Linked DNA regions of Mus musculus: region 1 is linked to region 2. Evidence: chromatin contacts called from ENCODE Hi-C data. All regions are on one chromosome and are shown on one strand. Each heading gives the region's core, a stretch centred on a gene start or an enhancer-like site at or near the end of the contact. The rest is flanking DNA. Distances are from core to core; before and after follow the strand shown. Region 1 holds the start of Fancf (Fanconi anemia, complementation group F). Region 2 holds the start of Prmt3 (protein arginine N-methyltransferase 3).

Region 1 (7,192 bases), core at 166-2,665, 2.1 Mb before region 2:
AAATTACACAAAATCTGATTTGAATTACACTTACATGGGTTGGGAATCCTCCCAATGTCTGCCTCAAGTGCATAGGTTTCTTGAAATTAAAGTGTTTATCATCTTTCAGCCTCTACATAGATTGTTCCAAATTAAATGGAAAACTGGTTCGAAATCCAAAGTGCATTCTTCTGATGGGAAACTGTCGGAGGGATGCATAGCTACTTAATAAAAGATGGCTACTGTGAAACAAATAATTACTCACTGTGGTACTGAGATTTAACATAATATTGGTTTTGAAAAGGTGAGCACTGGTGAAGTTTCTCTGAACTGTCCCAGCCACTTGGAAATGAAGCTGTTTTGGACTTCTTTCTCACCCTGGATTAGATCTGGTTTTCACTCTGGTGGCTTAAGACTTATTAACGGTTCCCATGGCCTTGAAGCATTTCCAGGTGTATTCTTTGGGCATTCAGTTGAAAGGAAGGTTTAATGGGGCTTTCCCTAACATCTAAGATCTAGTGACTCTTATTTTTGTCTACCGCATTATGAAGTTGAAGTCTCTCTAAGGAACATTAGTGTTTCCTGTGGGACAGGGAAGCTTTAACTACATTTATCTCAACTGCGCCAGTCCTGTCCTTCACTGGCTATCACATCACGTGACTTAGTATTTAGTAAGTGGATGAACCAGTGACCTCTGTAATTCCTAATAGCTACCACCTGAAACTTTAAAACCCATCACACAGACTAAAATAAAATCACAAGGCCAAACACTATAGTCTGGGCTAATGGCTAAAAACTAAACAAAACTGGCTTAACTATATGTTCTGATAAGAATGCCCAGAACTATTCAGAGTCTAGCATAAATGTGTAGATTAATTTTGAGCTTAAACTTTCATTTATTGCATGGCTAGTAAGCCTCAGGATAGTGCTGCCAGTCACTAGGTTAGTCGAGGCAGGACTGCAAACTGAAAGGCTGCTTGCACAATTCAGTGATAGGTTTCCTCAGAATCAGTAAACAATATAAATAAGGAAAAAGGAAAAAAGCCCGGGAACTCACAGCACAGCGTGTGAGGGTCCTGGTTCCACAAGTACCAGGGAAACGGGCCATTTAAGAGCTTTGAGTTCGCAAGCAGATCACATCCGCACTGCTAATAATGATGAACATGGGTCCCCTTTCGGGGAAGCGCCTAAATGTCTACCACTGGCATTTTTAAAACAAAAGAGCACATAAAATCCTAGCGCTCAAACTCGCACTCACGCGTCCTCTCCCAGACCCAGAGTAAAAGCTTGGGACTTTGCCCTAGTTCATTTTCAGCGCCAATGTGCCCCGGAAACCATGGTGCGAGACTGACACGGCCGTCGTCCAATGGCACAGCACGCTGAGGCGGGCGCTCACGCTCATGTCCAATCGGCTCGCGCCTCGGGATGTCAGGGCGGAAGCGGCCGCCATGGAGCCGCTTGTGCAGCAAACCGAGCGATTCTCCGAGCTGTTGGCCGTGTCGTGTGGGTCGCTGGTGAGCACGTGGGACGCCGAAAAGGTGCGCAGGGCGCTGCAGTGGGCGCGTTATCTGCTCCACGTGTACCGACGCTTCGCGGGCCGCGGCCGCGTGCGGGAGGCGCTCGAGAGGCGGCTCCCCGCGCGGGGAGGGCCGCTCGGGCTGCGCAGCTTCGCGGCGCTGGAGTCCGGGGACGCGCGGCTCGCCCTCCGCCTGCTGCGGAACCGCGCGCTCGCGCCCGCCGCCGCCCGCGCGCTGCCGAGCTTGCTGTTCCCGGGCCCCGCCGCGGACCACCGAGACGACGTGCCGCAGTCGCGCCTGGTCCTCCTGGCGCGCCGCGGAAGCGCGCTGCGCCTGCTGTGCCGCCTCGGCGGGGACGCGCCCAGGAGCGCGCTGCTGCGCACGCACGCGGAGCTGCTGGACGCGCGCCTGCACGAGCTGGGCGGGGCCGACTCCGCGGCCGCGCGCAAACTCCTGGACACGTTGTGGACGCGCGGGCCGCGGGAGCACGTGCTCGACGTGACTGCCGAAGCGCTGCTGCTACGCGAGGAAGACCCGGAGCCAGCCCAGGCCACGGACCCTGCGGGTGCGGATGAGACACAGAAACTACTGCGCTGGCTTCTCGAAAGTCCCGAGGTATTGGCCGCTTTTTGCCGCCATCTGCCAGCCAAGCGCCTGGCCTCCGTGGCGGGCTGCCACCACGCACTGTCTCGCGCCTACCTGGACCTGCTCACAACGTGGGCCACGCGGCTGCACTATGATCTGCAAAAGGGTGCCTGGGTCCCTACACAGATGGAGGACATGCCCTGGGAAGAGCTGTGCCTAAGGCTGCAGAGCTTGTGCCATGCCCAGCCATTTCTGCAGGAAGAGGTGCTGGTGACCCTAAGGTCCCGCAAAGCCTTGGATGGAGATTTCGAGGTTCCTGGGATGAGCATCTGGACAGACCTCCTGGTGGTGCTTGAGTGTGGGATCGTGCTAGAGTAGATTCTCAGTTCCCAGGCTGGGCATCTGGACAGACCCTGTCCCATAGAGGGAATAACAAGCATACTTCTCACCAAAGCCTCTATGCACAGCATCCTGCTACTTCTTGACTATGCAGTTTACAAATTGTCAGTGTTCTCCCCAATTCCCTATATACATGCTCCCAAAACCTAATTATTCAGGGGCCAATTTTAAATGGTTCATAATATAAATATATATAATATGCACAATATCTATAAATTTATATATTATATAATATGTATTATATAGAGATTGTTTTTGTTCTGGTAATGGACCCAGGACCCTGCCTATGTTAGTGTTCACCACTGAGCTACATCATTAATCGTGAAAGAATTCTTAAAGCCATCGAATTTTCAGCTTGTTTCGTATAAAGCTAATTTGTAAGAATACTAAAACTAGATTCACCCTAAAAAGAAAAGGCAGCTTTACGTTTTCCAAGAAGGGTACTTTTGTATGATTTACTTGGTTCCTAACACTCTTCAGTAGTACAAAGTTTTATTCAACCAGCAACATGTGGTAGCATCATGTTAACTTCAAAGCTGACTGGGCTAGAGTTAGAGCCCTAAACTTGCTTTCTTTTACCTGTTTACCAACCTATGTGTGCATTAAAATTGCATTGCTCAGAAAATTTTGTTCTTTGTACAAGTCACTACTCTGAAATTCAAAATAACAGCAAATAGTTTAAAGCATTTCTTGAGTACCCACTTAAGTGTTTAGAGCACAGTAAGTGTAAACATACCCCTTTGGGTTATATGATGAAGGGATCTAGTAAGTTAAGAGAATCGAGACCACTTCTGCCATTTATCAAGTTAATAGCCCTAACCTGGGGTCATCAGGTGTTTAAATGTCTGATTCTGGTTTTCCTCATGTTTGCTGGATGGAGACTATTTTGAGTATTCTCTGACTAAGAACCCAACTTTATTCTAGGGAGGCAGAGGCAGGCACATCTCTGAGTTCAAGACCAACCTAGTCTACAAAGCAAGTTCCAGGACAGCCAGGGCTACACAAAGAGAAAAGCTGTCTCAAAAAAACAAAACAACTTTGTCTGCTCAAGTGTTTTAAACTTAATAATAAATGCTTTTGTTAATAATTTGCTAAGTAAATTTCCAGGGTTCAACACACTTTCTCCATGGTAAATGCCCATAACTCACAAAATTAATTTCTAATTTTAGAAATAGAGCAAAAGGACATATAGTGCAAAATTTTGATTCTGATTTAGGACACAAGTCTAAACAACGAATACAGTTATCTGAAGAGAGCAGTATCATTTCTTTTGCTCCTGTGATCAAATCCCTTTTTCTAGCCCTGATCTGTGTGAACCGTCTTTCACATCTGCTGTATTCTGACTTGGATTCTTTGTGCAGTTATACACGAGCGACAGCTGGGTCTTGCTGTCTTGCTTCTGTTTTGTTGTTTTAGGGTCTCACTCTAACCCAGGTTGATCTGGAACTCCCTGTCTGCCCAGGCCAGCCTCAGACTCGTAGGGGATCCTCCTTCCTCGGGTTCCTAAATGGTGAGATTTTAGGTATGAGCTGGCACGTACAGCTAACTTCTGTGGTTCAGCTTCGGTGGTTTGAAGTTTTAATCCCGATGCCTTTCACAGCTCATTTTCTGCTGTTTTACTTTTGTTTGCTTGAAGCCAAACCAACGTTTCGTATAGTAAAGGACATCTTTTCCTTAAACTTTTATCACTTCCATTTCAGTGAGTTTGTGAGTTCTGTGGTTGTGTTTCTGTTCATTTACTTAGTAGATTTTGTTTATCTTGTTTTGTTTTTAGGATTCTTTGGGGAAATATCTCATGGTGAGAAACATCTTAATGAGTATCTGCAAAAGTCCATCTGGTTCGTGTGTGAAGGTGGTTTTGCTTTGTGCATGATTTTCCGTTATCATTCAGGAGTGTCAGTTCACTTGTCTCCTTTTCCTTGTTGAGAAAGAAGGGCCTCCTTGCACTGCAGTGCCTTTGTAAGTGGTCTTGTTCCTATCTTCAAGTGACTGATCTTTTGTTCAACATTTGCATCCCCACCGTTTCCGCCATACTCCTGATGTTCCTAATCTCTCCTGTGACTGGCTGGGCCTATACTCGAAGGTTTATGCTGCTCACACCCTAAAGCTCTTTCCTGGCTGTCTCCATATTAGTTTGCTGCTATGGAAACGGTTGGTATCTTATGTCCTGTTTCCCAGGACTGATAATCTGCCCCATGTTTTACCTGTAGTGACTAGCTAGCCTTGGGAATAAACTTTCTAAATCCCTCAGCAGTTTAGTATATCTGTGACACTGCTTTGGGCCACCTTGTGAATAAGTAGAAGTAGGTAGGACCCACATCAGAATCTTTCTTTTAATAGGCTGAAGCCAGTGTGCTGCAGTAAGTTACCTGGGTCCATAGCTGAAAAGGGTGAAGAGACCTTCCTAGAGTCTATGAGGGAAAAATATGCTTTTCTTTCTATACGCCTCAGTTTTTAGTCAAATGATTATTTTTAGAAGTGGGTATCTATGTAATATTAACAGTGCCTGTGATACTAAGTAGTATTGGCAAGGTTTGGTAATGCAAGGCCTTAATATATAAATTTAATATCACTTGTCCAAATTTTTATTTGACCTCCTTCCTCTCAAATCTGCCCATCATGTATACATATATATGTGACATCTCATATGCTTTTTTATGATTCCAGGATTAATTTCTAGCAAATTTTTATTTTAGATTTATCAAAACAAAACAAAAAGAATGCATATGTGCGTCTGTATGAGGATGTTTGCATGTGAGTATAAATTCCCTTTGGAGGCTAAAGGGGAGTTATAATTAGCTGTGAACTGTCCAATGTAGGCCCTCTGCAAGAGCTACCGCTCATTGGTTCTCTAGAGTCAGCGTTGCATTTCAGAGTCCGAGGTGCCTTAAGAGGAGAGCAAATCCCACGCTGTTGATGGGACTTTGTTTCTTTGTGTGTTTCACAGTATTTCTCTTTGACTTTTGCTTTCTTTTTGTTTTGAGTTGATTTTCTTGGGTTGTAATCTTGGTTGTCTGCTTGATTTGATCTGTAATCAATTAAGAGACAAGCCTCTGGACAGATCTGTGAAGGTATTAGCTAGAAAGATTAACTCAAAGAGAAGACCCCCCCCCCAGCCCCCATATCCTTCCAACTGCCTGGGTATATGCAAGTCAGCAAGAAAAACAATTGCTCTTCGCTGGCTTCCCTGACTTGCTCATGAGTGCATATAGTTTGTATGTGTGTCTCTCTCTGAGAATATGCTCAGTGGGGAAGAAGACCACTTCTAACTTGTTTCTCCTAGAGTAGCTAGGACCCCAGACTGCAACTGACACACGTAAGGAACCAGTTGCTCTGCTGGCATAAATGGAAATAGAGCATCATCACTGGGGCATCTGTCCAAGAAGTGCAAACCACTTTAGGAATAATTTAAGTAGGATTGATCTGAACAAGAATCAAGTCCCAATACATGGTGACTTTCTCAGATTTCAGCCCGGCAGCCTTAAGAGCTTGCCAGAGTTACTTTATACCTCAGAGTTGAATCAGTGTTCATCCATGTCATGATTATGTCTGAGGGTAGCCTGGGCTACATAGTGAGTTCAAACCACTAAGAGATGAGTTCCAAGCTGGTCTGAGCTACACACACAATCCAGGCTAGCCTGGCCCACAGTATACAGTCCCTAGCTTCTCCCAAAAAAGGATTTTGTTGCTGAGGGTTAAAGTGTACTTTTCTTGCTGTCACATTTTTTTATGCTGCTGCTGTACGCCAGAGTTCAAAAGTAGAAACAGGTTATAAACAGAATACCCACTCTTCCTAAAAACTGGATACACAATATTCATTATTGACACAACTTAATTGATGTAAACACTCTAGGAAGCAAACATTGATTTTTCTCAGGAATTAATTGGAAATGATCAATTACTCTATCAGAATAGTGGCACCACCTCATTAATCAGACGCTCATTGTCCTGGTAGGCTAAGGATGCCCTTTTGACTTAGGAATATGCTAGCCCTAAGGGAAAGAGCTGAAATCATTACAGTGATGGCCGTCTCCAGCTGTCTCTGGGAGCGTCATTGTTCTTAATACTGAGGTTGGGGTTTGACTTAAAAGGAGCTCACCATGTCTGAAAGTCCTATTGTGGCTCTATCCTTTTACACAGGGAGTGATATGAAACCCAACCTGAGATAAGTTCCATACACAATGACTGTCATGTCCAAAGGAAACCTCAGTTCTCCAAAATCCAAAAGTCTGTCCAAATAGAAAAAAAAAAAAGACTTATTTTAGCAGATGGGAACTGTTATCACCAGTTCATTAGAAATATTGGCTTTTCCCCAACCACCAAAAATCTTCCTATATTCTAGGTTTGAAATCATTTCTAAATATACGGGCTGCCTTTTGGAGTTTAGTGAATCAGGGTTTCCTATGGACCTCACTGTGACCACAGGGTATAGGTCTAGTGTGAAAACTGAGTTTGCATTTTATATTTACGTAGAACTTACGTAATACATACACATAACACACACTGCATTTCTGTATAATACAAGGTTCTGACAAAGTCTGAACACTCATGGTAACCTAGAACCTAGGATTTCCTCTGAAATTGACTACCACAATTCATACTAAAAGAGAACGTGTTCCAAAGACACATTCATCTCTGTGTTCATAATATCCATACCTTATGATACCATATTCAAGTGGCAAATATTTACTCATCTGGCAAGCACTCTCACT
Region 2 (7,215 bases), core at 3,892-6,391:
CCACTCCAGGAAGTGGGAGATGAAAATAAGCTTTTAAGTTTTACTTATTTGTATTTACGTCTGTGTCAGCTAGTCTGTATGTCCACCACATACACACACAGAGGCCGGAAGAGCCATCACAGCCCTTGGAACCGGAGTTACAATCTGGATGCTGGGAACAGAACTGGCAGTGTGTGTTCTTAACCTGTGCCACCTCCTACCCTCTCTACACTTTCTGATGTAGACCCAATGTAACCAGCTGCTTATGCAATGCCTTCCCTGCCAGTATGGAGTGATCCTCTCAAATGGTCAGCCAGAGTAAGTCTTTCCTCTCTTCACTGTGGGGATCCACCCACAGCAACCACAAAACTAATGCAAGTCCTTACTTTGTACTTTGTTTTCAAATTCAAGCTATTTGGCAAGCTTGGTTTTACTTCTGCTAAAATAAAAATCAGTCATAATTTAACATTATTATGCATCACCATTCAGTGATGTTAATCTTATAAACTGCAAGGGAAAGAGAAGCAGTAAGCAGCCCCTGGAACGTGTGGTCTTACTGCACAAAGCACTGGATTCTAACAATCATTCCACAGAGTTCACAGGGATGCCTGTTCTCTTTAGAAGAGCATACATCCATATCCCAAGTGTGGATGCCCACAATTTACTCAACCACTCTCTTCTGAGAGGGTATTTAGCTTCTTTCCATATTTCGCAATAAGCTACAATGGTATCATAAATTACTCTCTGTATACTGTTTGGAATCAGAGGGTCAATCTATAACCTGATGATGGACATCAAGAATGCAGTTTTGCTGAGGCTGGGAGTACTTCAGGGTCAAACCTAGAATTAGTTCGTGGCAGGCAAGCTCTCATCAGCTCAGCTACATACCCAGACCTGTGATTCATCTCTGTGAAAACTGACAGCCTGCTGAGGTCTTTAGAGATGAAGCCCTTATCCACAGAGGACAGATCTACAGTGGATGCCTAAAACTGAACCCACTATGAACCATGTTTTCCATCATAAAGTTTAATCAATATCCATCATAAAATGTCATCAATAAACCGAATACAGAAAAAGACTATCAGTTAACAACAAATATTAACAAGATGCTAGAGGAAGATGTATACGAAGGAGATGCTCAAGGAGACTGCTCTCCTTGAGCGTGGGCACTGTGGGGCTGCAATAGTCAATCCTGTAACTGCAACAAAAGGGTGAGCACACAGTGCAGACACACTGGAAAAGCCAGGAAGCACAGCCAGAAGGGACGACTGGCGCAACGCTTCCTCGCTCCTCCAGAACACGGCCAACTTAAAGCTTGCAAACTGCTTACTTTCAGAATCATCTACTCTTTTATCAACCACATGAAAACGGAAAGCAAATCACTGCTTGAGTGACGAAGGTCCATTTTCTTTGCTTCATTTGGTGTAACAAATGGCCTGAGGCTAGCTAAAGCAGATAGAGAAGGTTCGTCTCACCAAACTGAAGCAAAAGGTCATCTTCCAACACTGGCTTCAGGTACTCATCTTTTTCCCAAGGCACAGGGTTATATATGGAATTCATATATTCAACCGTAGGATTCTGGGCATGAAGATAAAGCACACTGTATTCATTGTTTGCAATGACAAAGCTCCCAAAAAAGGAGTGAGGAACTTAAGCAAAACAGAACTCAAATCTGCACAAAATGGTTGCACCTGTGTTTACCCGGCATTCTAAATGGCTACAGGGCATTCTTATACTCTCTGATGCCAGGAGAGTGACACCAGCTCAAACATTCATTTCAAAAGGACAAAGAACAAAACATTTGAAAAAAATAAACAATGTAGGATGGAGAAATGGCTGAGGGCCTAAGAGCATTGGCTATCCTTACAGAACAGCTGGGTTCAATTCCTAGCACCCACATGGGGGCTCACAACCAACCATCTTTAACCCAAGGTCCAGAGGATCCTGACGGCCTCTTTTGGCTTCTGCAGGCACCAGGCATTCAGGCAAAACATTCATATACATAAAATAAGATAGAGATTTAAAAGAGAATAAACTGTGGACATTTTTAAAAGCTCAAAGTTCCTGAATCAGACTAGAAATGATTTGATTTTACTGATAGTTTTCCTTTTATCTAATATTGCTTTCTGCATAGTACTGATCAGTTTAGTTAAACATGACAGGACTAAGCAGAGGGGACATGTCCACCTGGAGCGTCACACAGCACTCTTTTCTCAGGCCCACAATTCCCACAAGATGAAAAATGCCAAATTTGAAACAACAGCTCAAAATTTACTAAATAATCAGGACAGCGACAGTCTCTATGAACTCCAAAAATTTCTAAATAAAATTATTAGGTTTCCAACTTACCTTAAGTCTAATAAAATTTATTAGTTTAATGTATCCATAAAATTCAAGTCCTAAATAGGAGAAAAGACAATTCATTGATTTTAATACAATGTATTTGTTTTAACTCATCTGTAAATTTTCCTCCAATGATATATTTCCGACCTCTAAAGTATCACTTATTATTTGGAATTTTGCATTAAGAATTAGGAGCTGCAATTTTGTTACTTTTAAATATTTAAGCTGAGAATTAGCCACAGGTAACAGGTTTTGAAGTGTTTTGCATTTCATTAAAGAATTTATTTATTATCATGCATGTGGGGGGTACGCTATATGGGGGAGGGAGAGTGTGATGTGTATATGTAAGTGTGCTACCCTGCACAAGTGGAGGTCAAAGAATACTGGCTGTCTTCTTCCACCTCTGTGTGAGTTCTGGGATACAAACTCAGATTGTCAGAACTGTGGCAAAATGGGTGAGAGCACTTACACAGAAGGCATAAGGCCATGATTGCGATTCTCAGCACCACATAAAACACCAGGCAGAGGTGGCAGCCTTTTGTACTGTTAATGCTTGAGAGGCAGAAGCCAGGGATCATTCAAGAAAGCTGCTAGCTAGAGCAGCTGGGTCAGCGAGCTCCAGGTTCAAGTGAGAGGTCCTGCCTCAATGCACACAGTAGAGCACAACTGAGGAAGACAGCTAACATCAGCTGGGGGGAACTACACACAAAGGAAAGAAAGGGTCTGGAAAAAGGGTCAATCTAAACTTCACAAGCAAACCTGCCTTTATGCTAAGAGATACTCACCATGTTTATGGACCATACTATCAATATTAAATTGATGCTCCAACTTACAGTGTGAAAACGTTTCCTCAGCAGAGGCGAACAACCTGAAGAGACAAGCATAGAGTCTCCTGGAACAGTCTCAGAGGAGGTCAAAATACTGAATGTTAGCACTTCCTCCAGGCTCCACCCAACAGTTACCTAGCAACAGCCTACCCCCTCCCTTCCCCTCCATTCCTCTCCTCACCTTCCCTCTCTCTTTCTCCATTTACTCTCTCCCTCTCTCTCTTCCCTTGTGACCCTGGCTGGCCTTTCCTCCTCTTCCTCTCTCTTTCTGTCCTTCTCTGTCCCCCTCCCTCTGCCTCTACCCCCTTCCCCAGGGTCCCTAAACCTGTCCTTTGGCAGATTCCTCAGGGGGACTCCTCAGCAAGTCCCAAGAGGAGCTCCCTCCCTCTGGCGTTACACCACAACCGTTTTAGACAACACTGAATACCCCAAATTTACCCAGAGGCTTCTGGGTAATAAAGCTCTCTCTGATATATTTGGTTTCTCTCAAGTCACAAAAGTTCCCTAGTTGAGCCTCTTTCCCCTCCCTCTGAACCCAGCATAGTGTTTTTAGACACAAAGCACACAATTATACAGCTGGCACATTCCCAAAGTGCCAGATTTCAAGTGACCTTGGTAGTCCTACAGCACCTGCACTACAGCGTGAAGAATAACACTTCTTTTGTATGTAACCTCCAACACTGAAGGACACGAACGAATATACAGCAGAGACTCCGCACTTCACTTCTGTATGCCTAGCACACAGGCAACTCTCAATGTCTGCCAAGACAGGTCATCTGGATCATCCTCGCAGCCTATCACAGGGCACTGCACCACAGATGCTCAATAAATACAATAAATACGAGTGTGCAGTCATTCTCCTCTCCAATGAGGCGCCACCTAGGACCACTAATATGCCACCAGTCAGCACCAGGAACCGACACAGGGGGCGGGACCCAGCAGCGCTAGTCAACATCAATCACCCCTTTTTCAGCCAAGTCACTTCCATCTAAGATGCAGGATTTTAAGTGAAAAGAAGGTGTGTCCTAGGAATATAAACAGCAGCTTCGTGACCTTGAACAAGTTGGTGGCTCTGCAGCCTCATTTTCCCCTAAGTACAAAGAGCATCAGTTCCTCCCTCAATCATGGAAGTGAGCTAGTTCTGTCTAAATGGCTCAGTTGAATGTTACATGAGAAGAGAACGTCCTATTATAGGATGGTAGAAATGGAAGCGCGCTTCCAGTCTATGCGCTTTCAAAGTCTGGTATCCAAGGAACAGAATGAAAAACACCCAGCCTTCATGGAATCCCTAATTTAGGACTAAGGTGTGAAGTTCAGATTTTTTCTGGGTGTGTTTTCGAGAGGGTCTAGCTTGGTGACTCAAGGCTGGCCTGGGATTCCTGACCATTCTCCTGCCTCAGCCTCCAGAGTGATGGTATGCCAGGCCTGACTTAGTATGGGGGGTGGGGGGGGGGAATTAGAGTGAGGGGTGGGGTTGACTGGGCTGCAGAGGCAAACCCAGAGCGCGGTCCCCGGCTCCGCCCCCCCCGGACCACGTGAGCAGCCCCTTGTCAATCAACCGTCCCGCGCGGGCCGGAGCCTCGGGCCCGCCACGTGCTCGCTGGCGCTGCGGCGCGCCTTCCACACCGGCACGAACCTGTCACAGAACAGGCAGGGTGTGTGCTGCCGGCCGTGCGCGGGCTCAGTGTCCGCGTCCTCGTCCTCCCAGCCCGCGTCGTCTCCGCTGTCCGACAGTTCCAGGGGCTCCGGCCCCAGCTCGGCGCCACGGCCTGCAGAGCACACACGGTCAGCACCGAGACCCGCGCCCGCCCACCCGCGCCCCGCCGCCCTACGCGAGGGGGCACCCACCGTTCCCCGCCGCTAGCGAACACATGGCCGCCGACCAAGCGCGCGGCCGCACAGCGCGGCACCGGAGCCGGGAACGAGCGGCGCGGGTGCGCGGGAGCCCCCAAAGCGATCCACACGCGGAGCGTGAACCGTCCGGAGAGCGCTTCCGGGTCACGTGGGCGTAGGGGGCGGGGCACCGCTCTCCGGCTTGGACGCTTGCGCAACCGAGGCGCCGGCGCTTACAAGGTTGAGCACCGACTTATCGCAGCGCCCTCTGGCGGCAGAGATGGCCAATGCAGGCCAGGCTCGGAGGCTCTGGGGAAGACAAGAAAGCCCCTTAAATTAACCTGTATGCTGATGTATGTGGGTGTGCACTCAAGCCCCACACCCCTACTAGGGGTTAAAGTGATAAAGTGAGAACCATGGGCTTTACAAACACCCTAAGTTTGAACTCTATTTCTGAATGCTTGAATTCTAAGCATGAGCAGGTAACCTGCCTTCTCTTGGCCTCAGTTTCCTGACTGGTAAAGCACTCTCATGACTGCAGTAACCTGATGGTTATGGTAAGACTTACACGTGTGTGAAAAGTTTAGGCATTAACTTGAGCCTATACAATGGAAACAGGTGGACTGTGTGATATGTGCCAACAAATGCTCTCTGCCCTGCCTGTGGGGTTAGGGAGGATACCAGGGTTCCCGAGTCTCAGGCTGCCTCCTTTCTAATATTCCTAGTATCTAACAGTGGAGTTCCCTTAGGCAGGTGGGAAGCAGTAATTCTGGGTAGGTAAAGCCTCCAGGCTGCAGATGAGGCTGGACTCTGCATGGGGCATGTTTGAGGACATGGCCAGCTAGGCCTGCATAGTATAGTGTCAGACAGCTCAGTTCAACTTCCCACCATGCACACCCTCGAGCCAGTGTACTGCTGATCACTGAAGCTCTTTGGTGGGCAGTTCCTCTTCCCCTCTGTTGTGTTTTATAAAAAGATAAAGGGAGAAGGGATATGTTTTGGTGGAGGTGTAGTCAGGTGGGGGGGGGGGGGGAGTGGTGCCTCTGCGGGCCCATGCTGAGGCACCTCTTCCCCCTGAGGGCATGGTATAGTAATAGTATAGAATAGAGTTTATTCAGGGCATGGGGAGGGGAGTTAAGAAGGTAATAGAGACAGAAAAAGGCAGAGAGAGAGAGAGAGAGAGAGAGTAGCGGATTAGAGGAGTAGAGGCCAGCCATGAGCACGTGGAGAGAGAGGGGGGAGGGAATGGGGAGAGAGGGGGGCAGGAGCCAGAAGGCAAGAGGACTCAGAGGGGACAAGCAGCCCCTTTTGTAGTGACTCAGGCATACCTAGCCAGGTAACAGGGGGGGGGGTGCTAACACCCTCCCCCAACAGGATTTTGCTCACATCATAATTTTTTAAAATATTTTTGAGAATATCACACAGTGTCTCTTGATCATATGCCTCCCACTCCTCCTCTTAATTCCTCTCAGATCCATCCACTCCCATGGCCCTACCCCTCACCTTTATATCCTTTTAAAAAACAATAACATGGATTCCAGTTTCTGGGGTCCATATACTCTGGGTTGGGGGACAACCACAGGAGTGTGGTCAACCTACCAGAGGTCACAGCCTTAAAGAAAACTCCCTCTCTGAGAAACATCCACTGTCATAGCTCCTCAGGAGTGGGTACTCAAGAATCCCCAGCCACGCCATGTTAGAATGCTGACTGGCTTCTCTCGTGCAGGCAACCCCAGCTGCTAGCTTTACGAGTGGTCCTGGTATGTGCAGAAGACGGTTTCCCTCCAGTCCTCCCAACCTCTTACAGCCTGCCTACCCCTTGTGAAGGTTTGAATAAGTATGGTCCTCCCCACAGAATCATATGTTTGAACGCTTGGCCCATGGAGAGTGGCACTATTAGGAGGTACGGCCTTGTTGGAGTATGTGTGGCCTTGTTAGAGGAAGTGTGTCATTGTGGAAGCAGGCTTTGAGGTCTCCTATGCTCAAACTCCACACAATGTGGAACTCAGTCCCCTTCTACTGCCTTTGGATCAAAATGTAGAACTCTCAGCTCCTCCAGGACCATGTCTGCCTGCACAATGCCATGTTTCCCACCATGATCATAGACTAAACCTCTGAAACTATAAGCCAGCCCCAATTACATGTTTTCCATTATAAAAGTTGTCTTGGTCATAGTGGTCTCTTCACAACAATAAAACCCTAACTAAGATGCCCCCCTTCCCAGTCACATCAA

Evidence for each region. Hi-C counts contacts between places; a loop is a spot of excess contacts on that map.
Region 1: a map of left cerebral cortex shows a loop between it and region 2 (7-fold over the local background). The contact joins the promoter of Fancf here to the promoter of Prmt3 in region 2. A Hi-C loop is called at or near these places in 2 of 37 maps with a recorded cell type or tissue (T-helper 17 cell and left cerebral cortex).

The regions. Positions count from the first base shown.
Region 1 is chr7:51,856,490-51,863,681 of GRCm38, reverse strand. Fancf (Fanconi anemia, complementation group F) reads left to right here and starts at 1,415. Exons shown (of 1, transcript NM_001115087.1): 1 at 1,415-3,105. The coding sequence starts at 1,428. The coding sequence ends at 2,459. It also overlaps a transcript of Gas2 not described here.
Region 2 is chr7:49,776,284-49,783,498 of GRCm38, reverse strand. It overlaps Prmt3 (protein arginine N-methyltransferase 3), which reads right to left and starts at 5,141. Exons shown (of 16, transcript NM_133740.2): 1 at 4,998-5,141; 2 at 4,786-4,918; 3 at 3,108-3,190; 4 at 2,329-2,378; 5 at 1,455-1,557. The coding sequence starts at 5,022.